Linked DNA regions of Homo sapiens: region 2 is linked to region 1. Evidence: chromatin contacts called from ENCODE Hi-C or POLR2A ChIA-PET data. All regions are on one chromosome and are shown on one strand. Each heading gives the region's core, a stretch centred on a gene start or an enhancer-like site at or near the end of the contact. The rest is flanking DNA. Distances are from core to core; before and after follow the strand shown.

Region 1 (4,682 bases), core at 380-2,879:
GGTCCAGCTGCAGAGGCGAGGGCTGGGCATCTGGGCAGTGCCACCCCAGAGCCAGCGAGGGAGGAGGGGGCATCTCAGGTCTCGGTCCAGCTCCAGGCCCCTTGGCCTGGGCAGTCCTGGCAGCGGTCGGCAGCTGCCCTCCTCGGGACCCCCCCACCTCCCCCCATCACCTCTCTCTCTTAATTAACACCGGCCACAAATGAGCTGGCTCCTGCTCAAAGAGGGCACTGTGCCAAATAGGTTGGCAGCGAGCCTCGAAGGGGTGGTAGGGGAGGGTTGCTGACCTGCTGTTCTGCAGTCCCCTGTGGGAAGGTGATGCCATTCCCCTGCCCACCTGGCGCCCCCAAACTCCACTGTGTGTGGCCTGCACTGCACCCGGCAAGGTGAGTGGGGTGAACTGACCTGACGCCAACCCGGCCAGAGCCTGAGGAGGGGGTGAGCTGGGGGCAGAGGGAAGACTTTGCTGGGTGGAGCTGGGGGAGGCCAGGCCAGGAGATGGGATTTGCCACAGGCAGGAGAGTGGCTGCGGCCCAGTGCTGGGGGCTCAGACTTGGATGCACGGAGGACCTGGTCCCAGGCCACCCACGCACAGTGGGTGCCCCGGGAGGCCAGTCTACTGTGCCCCCTTCTCTAGCCCCCTGTGCCTGACGTCCCACGGGTGGGGGGGCTCTGGGGGTCAGGTGGCCAACCTGGTGGCTGGGACCCAGTTCCTCAGCTCCTCCTTTCCCTGGGCCCCCGTTCTGGCCCCTGGGCCTCGACACCAAGCCACATGGTTCCCCCATAAAGCTGCCTCCAAGGCCGGAGAGCTGGGCCAGGCTGTGCAGGGGAATGGCCCGGAGGCTTGCAGAGAAGAGCCTAGGGAGGCTGTGCCAGCCAATGCCAACAGACAGGCTTCTGGGTGTGGCCACCCAGCCCGCCCAGCCCAGGGCAGGGCCTCTCAGGTCTCCCTGCTCCTCAGGCCTCCGTGCACCCCAACATCTTGGCCTGTGGCCGGCCCTTTTCACCTCAGCTAGTTCCTGGCCACCGGCTTGAGCCTCTAAGTCCCCTCTCTACTGCACCACCCCCCTCAGTTTGCTGGGAGGCTCTGGTCCTTACACAACAAGTCATCAACCCAGTTTCCAGAGGAGGAAACTGAGGCTCACAGAGTACCCGGGGACTGGGGGAGATGCAGGTGGGCCCAGGAGCACTGGTTGTCACAGCTCCTTTTCTTGACCCCCAACATGCCCACCTCAAAGGGCTCTTCTTGCTGAAGGCGTGGTGGCTTCAGGCGGGCAGTGGCTGTGTGAGGTGGGGGATGGGCACTGGACTGCGAGTCCAAGCTGGGGCTCATGATCCAGCCCCACCCAAGGGACCCAGACCTGCTCCCAGCAAACAGGGGCCTTTGAACGCCATGTGGGGCTGAGTGGGGGACCCGAGCCTGGACCTGGGAGCTTGGAGCGGCACAGTTCGCTTTGGCTCTGGGTGGGGGCGGGGCCTCCCGGCAGCAAGCACACCCTGGAGGCTGTGGAGTGCCCTAGTCTGTGGTCTGCTCTTGGAGTCACCTGTAGGCCCCCACTGCAGGCCGAGGTGGCCCGGCCCCATCGGGTTCCCCCCGCCCGAGGACATGCCTGCGCCATGCTCCCTGGGACTTGATTAACTGGCTCTGAGCCCGGTGCTGCGCCTGTGACCTTGGGGTGGCACCCCTCAATGCCAGTCACTGCCAAGTCCTCTGTCCGCTGCTGGCGGTCCCTGGGGACTGGGGGCCTGGAAACCTCAGTCTCCGACTCCCACACACCCCTCCTCCCGGCCCTCCTCTGCCCCAGCACTTGCTGTCCCTGAGGGCAGGTGCAGTAGCTCCCCAGTTTGTGCCCCTGCTCCCAGCCTAGTTAGAGGCTAGCAGGTGGCCGCTGTCCAGCGAAAGGGAGAGGGCCAGACCTGAGTGCTCAGAAACGACAGGTCACAGGAGGCCCGAGGCACAGGTGGCACCCGGCCCCTCCTCCATGCTCCACACAAAACATTTGAATTCAGTGCCAGTTGGGTGCCAGGGTTGTGCTGGGCAGCAGGCACAGAGAAAAGAACAGTATGGAGTCCCTGGGCCTTGGAAGCTTCCAGTCCTGACCGGAGGGGTAGCTGGGAGCAGGCTTGAGAGCTGCCCCGGGCGTGCTAAATGCTGTGGCGAGGGGAATGGGGGCGTGTGGGATCTACTGAAGTCTGCAGACTGGGAAGGCTTCTCGGAGGAGGTGGCATTTGAGCTGAGGCTTGAAGGATAAGAAGGAAAGGCATGGAGGGAGGGGCACGGGGACGTGCATGATGAGGGCACCCTACCAGCCAACACCTCACTGAGAGGGCAGCGCCAGCCTCCTAGGGCCCAGGCAGGGCCAGCCTCCCTGCTGGGCACAGTAGACACGTGCTTAGGGCCCATGACACTTTTAGGGGCCCACAAAGATGTTGCAGTTCTTTTAAAATCAGAAGAAAACAATGAACTTTTAGGTCAAAGACAATGTTATCAGATATAATATTAATACATTTGTCTTGATGCTAACCAAGTCATAAAATATAATTTAAGATATGTTTTATGGAGGAAAGGGACCAACAAGGTGGAATGCCTGGGCCCAGGCTGGGTAAGCTTGGTGCATGCACAGCTCATTTAATCCTTTCCCTGTCTGGAAGACGTGTTTACAGACCTGTTTTACAGATGAGGACGCTGAGACACGGAAAGTGATCCTCTCACAATGTACATTTGGAGAGGAGGTAAAATCTCCTATTTTGCCCCAGCTGCCCTATGAAAACCCTCCCAGTAGGGAACCCTGGGGGACTTGGGAGCCTTAGTGAGAAATGAGAAATCCCTTTGCTCTTAGGATAAAGACTGGCTCCTTGCAGACCCCCAGGCCCCATCGACCATCTCCTCCCCTTCTCCTCTCCCTCTGCCGTACATATGGTCCTCAAACTTGCCCCATGCTCTCCAGCCCCAGACCCTTTTCATAGACTCTGCCATGGCCCCTCTGCCTGGAGGAGACCCTCATCATCTGCCACCTCCTCAGGTCTCCTGGCCCCCGGTGATGCTCTCCTGGGGGGGCCATGAATCACTATCACTGCCTCCAGAATCCCCTCCCAGGTGCCTATCTTTTTTTTGGAAATGAAGTCTCACTGTCGCTCAGGCTGGAGTGCTGTGGTTCGATCTCGGTTCACTGCAACCACTGCCTCCAGGGTTCAAGTGATTCTCCCACTTCAGCCTCCTGAGTAGCTGAAAGTCTAGGTGCGAGCCACCATGCCTGGCTAATTTTTTTTATTTTTAGAGACGGGGTTTCACCATGTTGGCCAGGCTGGTCTCGAACTCCTGAGCTCAGGTGATCCACCCACCTCGGTCTCCCAAAGCGCTAGGATTACAGGTGTGAGTCACGGCGCCCGGCCCCCAGGTGCTTATCTTGATACCCCCACTCCTGCCCTCGGGTGTCTCCCTCATGGTTCTTCCCCGGCTCTCAGCACAGCGCCTGGCTCACAGCAGGTGCCCACTAATGAGTTCCTGAAGGAGCCCGTGGACATTACAGATGGTGCCCAGAGTCACTCAGCTGGATTTAAGCTGGGTCTGCCTGCCTGACTCCCAAGCTCCAGCTCTCTACCATGGGCCATGCAGGGGAGCCCACCCTGGGGCCCTTGGGAGGCAGGACCTGGGCCGGGAGCTGTGTAGGCGACAGGGGCTGCTCCAAGGGCAGTGGCAGGAGGCCAGAGCCACGAAGGTGCTCAGGTGCAGGAACTGCCTCTGCTGTTCCCCTGACAGGGACGAAATCCTCCAGCCCAGGGAGGGGGGCTGCCGAGGGCGGTGAGGGGTGCTGTGTGGGGGCCGGGACATCAGAGGAGACGCAGTGACCCAAGGAAAGCGCTGAGCAGGTTCCTGGGCCAGGGAGAGGCTGGGCGAGCAGGCACAGAGGTGACTTTGAGGCGGGCACAGCCCACCTGCATGTCCCTGGAGGCCGCCTCCACTCCCCCTGCTTGCTGCTCTGGGCCTCACCCTGGCCTCAGCTGCCTGGAGGGGCCCCAGCCAGGAGTTGGGGGGGTGGGGGCTGCTCCCCTAAGTCACCCAGCGTCCTGGCCTGGCCTTCATTCTCCTCTTCCCCTTGTGAGCCGGATCTCAGCCTTCTGTTCTCTGACAAGTGTGCAGCCAGCCCCACCGTGTGCCAGGCGCTGGGACACGGATGGGGCAGCCCTGCTGGCACGTGCATCATCTGGCTGGGAGACCATCAGGAAAGACAGCACGAGAATCAACTTGCACAAGAATCCCTGTGAGTGCCAGAGGCCGAGAAGGAAATGCAAGGGAGTGGCAGGGGGCCGGGGGGGGGGGGGGGGGGTGTGAGGTGGCGGCGGGCAGTGGATCTGGAGGGGTGGGTGGGGCCTGCTGAACCCTGGAGCTGGTGTGAGCAGCACAGCCAGGCAGGGGTGGGGGACGAGGAGCAAAGGCCTTGAGACCTCAGGGGCTGAGGAGCAGGGAAGGAGGACAGAAGTGAGGGGGCTCAGGCAAGAGCAGCCCCTGGGGGGCCTTGAGAGCCTTAGTGAGAAATGGGAGCTGCTGGGGGGTTTAGACAGAGGAGGGATGAACCGCACAGGGAAGGGACTGGGGGCACAGGCAGTGGCAGGAGGGGCCTCCTGGCTACTGCAGTGTCCGGGTGACCCCTGCCTCCGGGATGCCTCTCAGACTTCCCCTGGGG
Region 2 (4,632 bases), core at 1,259-3,758, 39 kb after region 1:
CTAAAGAGGAGCGGGGGAACCTTTCACTGGTGTCCTTTCCAGCACGGAGCACAAGGGGACTTTCTCTGTCCCTCCACGAGGCAGCCAGCCCAGCAGAGGCAGGGACATCATCTTTTGCTTCTATTCCCCGGGGCCTGCATGTTAGACCAGGAATAAATAGCCTGGATGGATGGATGGGTGGACAGATGGATGGATGGATGGATGATGGGCCATGGGAGGGAGTGGCAGGGGGATTCCCTGCTCCTCTGCACTGCCTCAGTTTCCCCTTTCATACAGAGGATGCTGGTTTGTGGGATTCAGCCTCTTTCTGGGTACCATTCTTAGCACCAGGCCAGGCCGGTGACTCTTGGGTCTGCTATTGTCCTTCCAGGGCTTTTGGCAGGCAGGGCACAGCAGGTGAGGGACAGATGCCATGCTGCCTGCAGCCGACAGCCGTATCAGCACCCGGGGAGCTCCTGGGAGGGACGCGCTGTCGGTCCTCTGGGCCTCAGGCCTCCTGTCCACAGAATGGGAGCACAGTTTGTCCTCCCTGTGGGCCAGGGTTGGCAGGAGGCTGTATTCAGACAGGAGGAGGAAGGGAGCTTGGAGTCTGCTCCACCCCCGGCAATAAGCAGCCCCGGCAGTTGGGACCCCCGCCCACTTTGCTCCCATCTTTTGGGCTGTGCAGGCAAAAATGCCTGGGTGTCTTTGCCCATTTGGCTTCCCTGGAGGAGCTGCAGCAGGTGGGCCCATGGGAGAGGCTGAGGGAGCTAGGCCTCAGCCTGTCTCCAGGGTCCCTGCTGCAGCCCCTACACGTTTTGCTTCCTGCTCCTCCCGCTACCCCGCCACTCCCCGCCCAGGCTCTGCTTCAGTGCCAGAATGAACAGGCCCCCTCTCCTAGTGGAAATTTACACCCACAGCCCAACCAGGCTGCCTGAGGGGAGGAGGGTGGGGAGGAAGGGGGAGCAGCTGCGGGAACAGGAGGCTGTACTAGAGAGAAGACAGACGGACGGAGAGACGGAGCCTGGGTCTCCATCTGTAGGCAACAGCCGGGGGCCTGGCCCAAACCTCATGCCCCAAAGGCTGCGGCCAGGGTGGCCAGCCCTGAGTCCGGATGGCAGCAGCCAGGGCTGGTTGTGATGGAGAAACATGGCCGACAGGTCACAGGGGACAGGCACCACCCGGGGCTGTGCCCACCAGCAGCACTCATAGGGGACAGCAGAGAACCCGGCAGGGGTGTGAGGCCCATCCTGGGGACCCCTTGGTGTGGGATGGGGTAGTGCGAACCCTGGGCTGAAGGAAGGGTTCTGGCTGGTGCAAGGCCTGTCCCACCCCCTGGGATGACCTCCACTCTGCCTTCTAAACTCATCTACACTCCCTAGACCCAAGGTACCAGGGTCGGAGCTGGTCTGCACCCATCGGGCTGACACTGCCACAGGACAGCCCCTCCTTTGCTCCCAGCTTCCCCACCCAGCCCGGGTACAGCCTTGGCCCTTCCTTTCAGCTTCTGCGCCCGTGTCACCCCCCTAAGCAAGCCTGCCCTGGGCTCCCAGGCTCCAGGCCTCCCTGCAGGCCAGCCTGCGTCGCACCAGCTCTCACGAAACAGGGCTTCCTGTGTGTTCATCGGCTCCCTAAGTGCTTGCTGGACCCGGGTGCCCCTGTGCCACTTTAGGCCACAGCCAGCCCCGTGTTTATAAGGCTGGGAGAAAGGGCAGCCTCTGGGACCAGCTTGGCTGGGGGCTGAACGTAGGGGACGGGACAGCCCATTGGTGGTTCCTCCCTGCAGACTGAGAGCAGGTGGGGTCCCTCTGCTCAGGCCGCAGGGACCCCTCATCCACCCTGTATGTGCACAGCTCTTGCTCGGTGAACAGTTTCACCTACCAAGGCAGATTTAAAACCTCATGGGGAGTGACCCACATGGTGCCAGCTCATGCCAGTTCTGAGGACAGAGAGAGGCCAGACCCAGTCCCTCCCCTCAGGAAGCCCCAGCCAGCCAGGAAGGCTGGCGTGGAGGCAAGCCCAGCTCTCCAGGCCAAACAGCTGCCACGCCCATTTTACAGATGAGAGAGGGGCTGGCATCCTGAGGCCATCTGGCTGGTCACTGCCCGAGCAGGACCTACACCCAAGGGCCTGGACCCCTTGAAGATCAAGGTCAGGAGAGGGGGCTACAGGGTCCCCAGGGTGTCTGCTCCCCCACTCTATCTGTACCCAGACCTGAGGGAGACCTTCCCACAAAGGGGTGCCTGACATGGCCCAGGAGGAGGAAGGGGACAGCCACTTGTTGAGCGCTTACTCTGTACTTGGTGCTGGGCATGTTCGCGGGTCCAGCAGGCAGCAGCACCCCTTTCCACTTTACAGTTGTGGAAACCGAGGCACGAATTCGTGAGGTCACAGGATTTGAACTCATGTGGGTGCAACCCCAAAGCCAGTTTTCTTTCCACTGTGCCACCCCTGGGCTCCCAAGACAACGCTGCCACTGCCACCCCACCTTGTGCTCAGCCTCCTGGGACAGCTGGCCTGCCACCATCTGTGAGCCACTGAGTAATGCGCAATGTAATCTGCGACACTGGGCTGCGCTAGGAACAATTGCGAACCCATTACAGGCCTATTTTCCTAATCCATGACACCTTACTGCAGCCCCCAGCGACTGTGTTTCTGGGATAGACGGTGGAATGCTGTCCACCCACGAAATGACTAATCCTCTCTTTCTGGGGCTGGTAGAGAGGTGGGCATCTGAGCAGGGTAACCTGCTCCTGCCCCGAGGGTGCTCTCGGATGAGCAGTTGGGGACTACTGTCGGCTCTGCTGTGCTCCTTGGTGCCCATCTCAGCCCCCATCCGAAGGCTGACGCTTAGAGGAGGCAGCCCAGGCAGGGCTTAGTCTGGACAGTCACCTGCAGGTGAGGAGGGCTTGGGGGGGGGTCCTCCCCTGTATGCCAGGCCTGACGAGGGGGCACCTGTAGCTGCCACCTGGGTGGGCGAAGAGCAGGTCAGGCCTTTTCCCAGGCAGCTGCCTCATGCCTTTTGGAAGGGGCAGCAGATGCCCAGGCCTGGGAGATGCCACGAGGACACTGAAGAGGGGGTGGTGGAGGAGCCGGCAGCTGCCGGGTGCAGCGGGCACGGCCCTGTAATTGGGCAGCCTGTTCCCAGATAAGGCCCATGACACTGAACAGCTTCCCGCTCCACGCCGGCTGCAACCGCTCATTTCCTGCTCCCTGGCCAGCGATGCCAATTACCTCGCCTCCTGCTTGCCAGCGGCAGCTTCTAGGGTGGCCAGACGATTCCTCTGTCATCGGCCAGGGCCTGGATCCTCTCTGACGGGTGGGAGGGCGTGAAGAGGGCAGCCGGCAAGGGGGGGTAGGACCAGTGATAGGGGAGCTTCCATCTTCACTCTGGCCTGGGCCACACCCAGGCACAGCTGGAGGTGGGGGTGAGTGACACATGGACCCAGGCTACCGTGGGAGGGCTCCATTTCCCCCTCTGCCCCTACCTTCAAAACAGGGGCTCACTGTCTACTGGATGGGCTGAGGAGTGCCTGATGCTCTTTGGATGGAGTGAGGATGGGCACCCAATTTGCACTGGGGGAAACTGAGGCTCACATGGAAATTTGACCAGTGCTGAAAGGACGGAACAGCCCCTGGTCCTTCTCTTCCTCTTCTGTGTTTCCCCCAGAGGACAGACTTGGGGAGCAGTAGGAGGGGCAGCCTGTCTAAAGGGGGCAAAGGCTGGCTCCAGATTCCTCTTGCCGAGCGGGGAAAGGGGAGAAGCAGGTGAGAGGTGCCGCCCTGTGAAGAGGGTCTTGCGGGTCCTGGCTCCACTGAAGGTGGATGCGTGTAGCCACCGACATGGGAGGCGTTGCGGGCTTATCCCAAGAGGCTCGCAGCCCAGCAGGCTGCCCTGCTCCCTGTAGTGGGGGTGGGAAGAGATGTCCCCCCAGGGTTGGAGGCTGGACAGGGAAGCGTGGGCCCACCTGTTCTGAGAGGGCATCCCATGCCCTTCCACAGGCTGACCCTGGGTACCCAGGCCCCCCAGGCCATCCCTGCCTGCAGGGTACTTCCACCCTCATCTGGGGAACAGGCATCTCAGAGGCTGGAAGGTGTGTGTGCCTCCGCAGGGGTCTCGGGGTACCTGGACTCTTGGATGGATGGTGGGCCAGAAAAGTCCAGCCCTGCAGTGGTGCAGATGGGGAAACTGAGGCCTAGGCACAGAGAGGGGCAGGTCACTCAGCTACTCCCAGCTGAGGCAAACGCAGGCCTTCCCCTCTGAGTCCGGGTCTATTCCCTCTCCTGAGTTTCTCAGTTAATCATTTTGGGTCTTCCAAGGGTCCTGACCCCGAGAGGCCCGCCCCTAGGCGCTGATTGGTTGCTACTGATCCAATAGGGTCCAGCCCTTGAAGGCCGAGGAGGCGAGGCGAGGCTGGCAACCGCGACCTCCTGAGCAGCTGGGGCGCTTGGGGGATGTTGGGGGGCCGGGGCACCCTGTGGTACTGAGGGCCGGGAAGGGCGGTGCGGGACGTCCAGGGGCCCCCCTCCCACACGGCAGGGGGGAATGGCGAACAACTCCCTAAGGGGCAACTAACAGACCAATTAAGCTGCCAATAAAAAATTTAATCAAGTAATAATGCACCTTACTTTGTTTAATTAGTGTTCTGTCAA

What was found. A loop is a pair of places that touch in the nucleus more often than their neighbours do. ChIA-PET counts read pairs that join two places held with the same protein, here RNA polymerase II (POLR2A). Pooled maps may share reads with other maps.
Region 2: a pooled map shows a loop between it and region 1 (2.1-fold over the local background). The contact joins two enhancer-like sites. A Hi-C loop is called at or near these places in 4 of 168 maps with a recorded cell type or tissue (astrocyte of the cerebellum, heart right ventricle, pancreas and 1 more), 4 of 37 single-sample maps with no recorded cell type and 8 of 50 pooled maps. POLR2A ChIA-PET finds 5 or more read pairs at or near these places in 9 of 52 experiments (A673, BJ, H1 and 6 more).

Annotation. Positions count from the first base shown.
Region 1 is chr11:64,017,627-64,022,308 of GRCh38, forward strand. All of the region lies in intron 3 of MACROD1 (mono-ADP ribosylhydrolase 1), which reads right to left. Among named protein-coding and RNA genes, the nearest start is that of FLRT1, 16 kb to the right of the region's middle. RefSeq lists enhancers at 3,924-4,622, 4,623-4,682. Within about 2 kb of position 1,630, at least 3 of the 41 ENCODE cell types and tissues checked have a DNase peak (open chromatin) inside an H3K27ac peak, as active enhancers do.
Region 2 is chr11:64,055,514-64,060,145 of GRCh38, forward strand. The region is part of intron 3 of MACROD1 (mono-ADP ribosylhydrolase 1); the gene reads right to left. The region is part of intron 1 of FLRT1 (fibronectin leucine rich transmembrane protein 1); the gene reads left to right. Among named protein-coding and RNA genes, the nearest start is that of FLRT1, 22 kb to the left of the region's middle. RefSeq lists a silencer at 3,377-3,559 and an enhancer at 3,497-4,215. Within about 2 kb of position 2,509, at least 3 of the 41 ENCODE cell types and tissues checked have a DNase peak (open chromatin) inside an H3K27ac peak, as active enhancers do.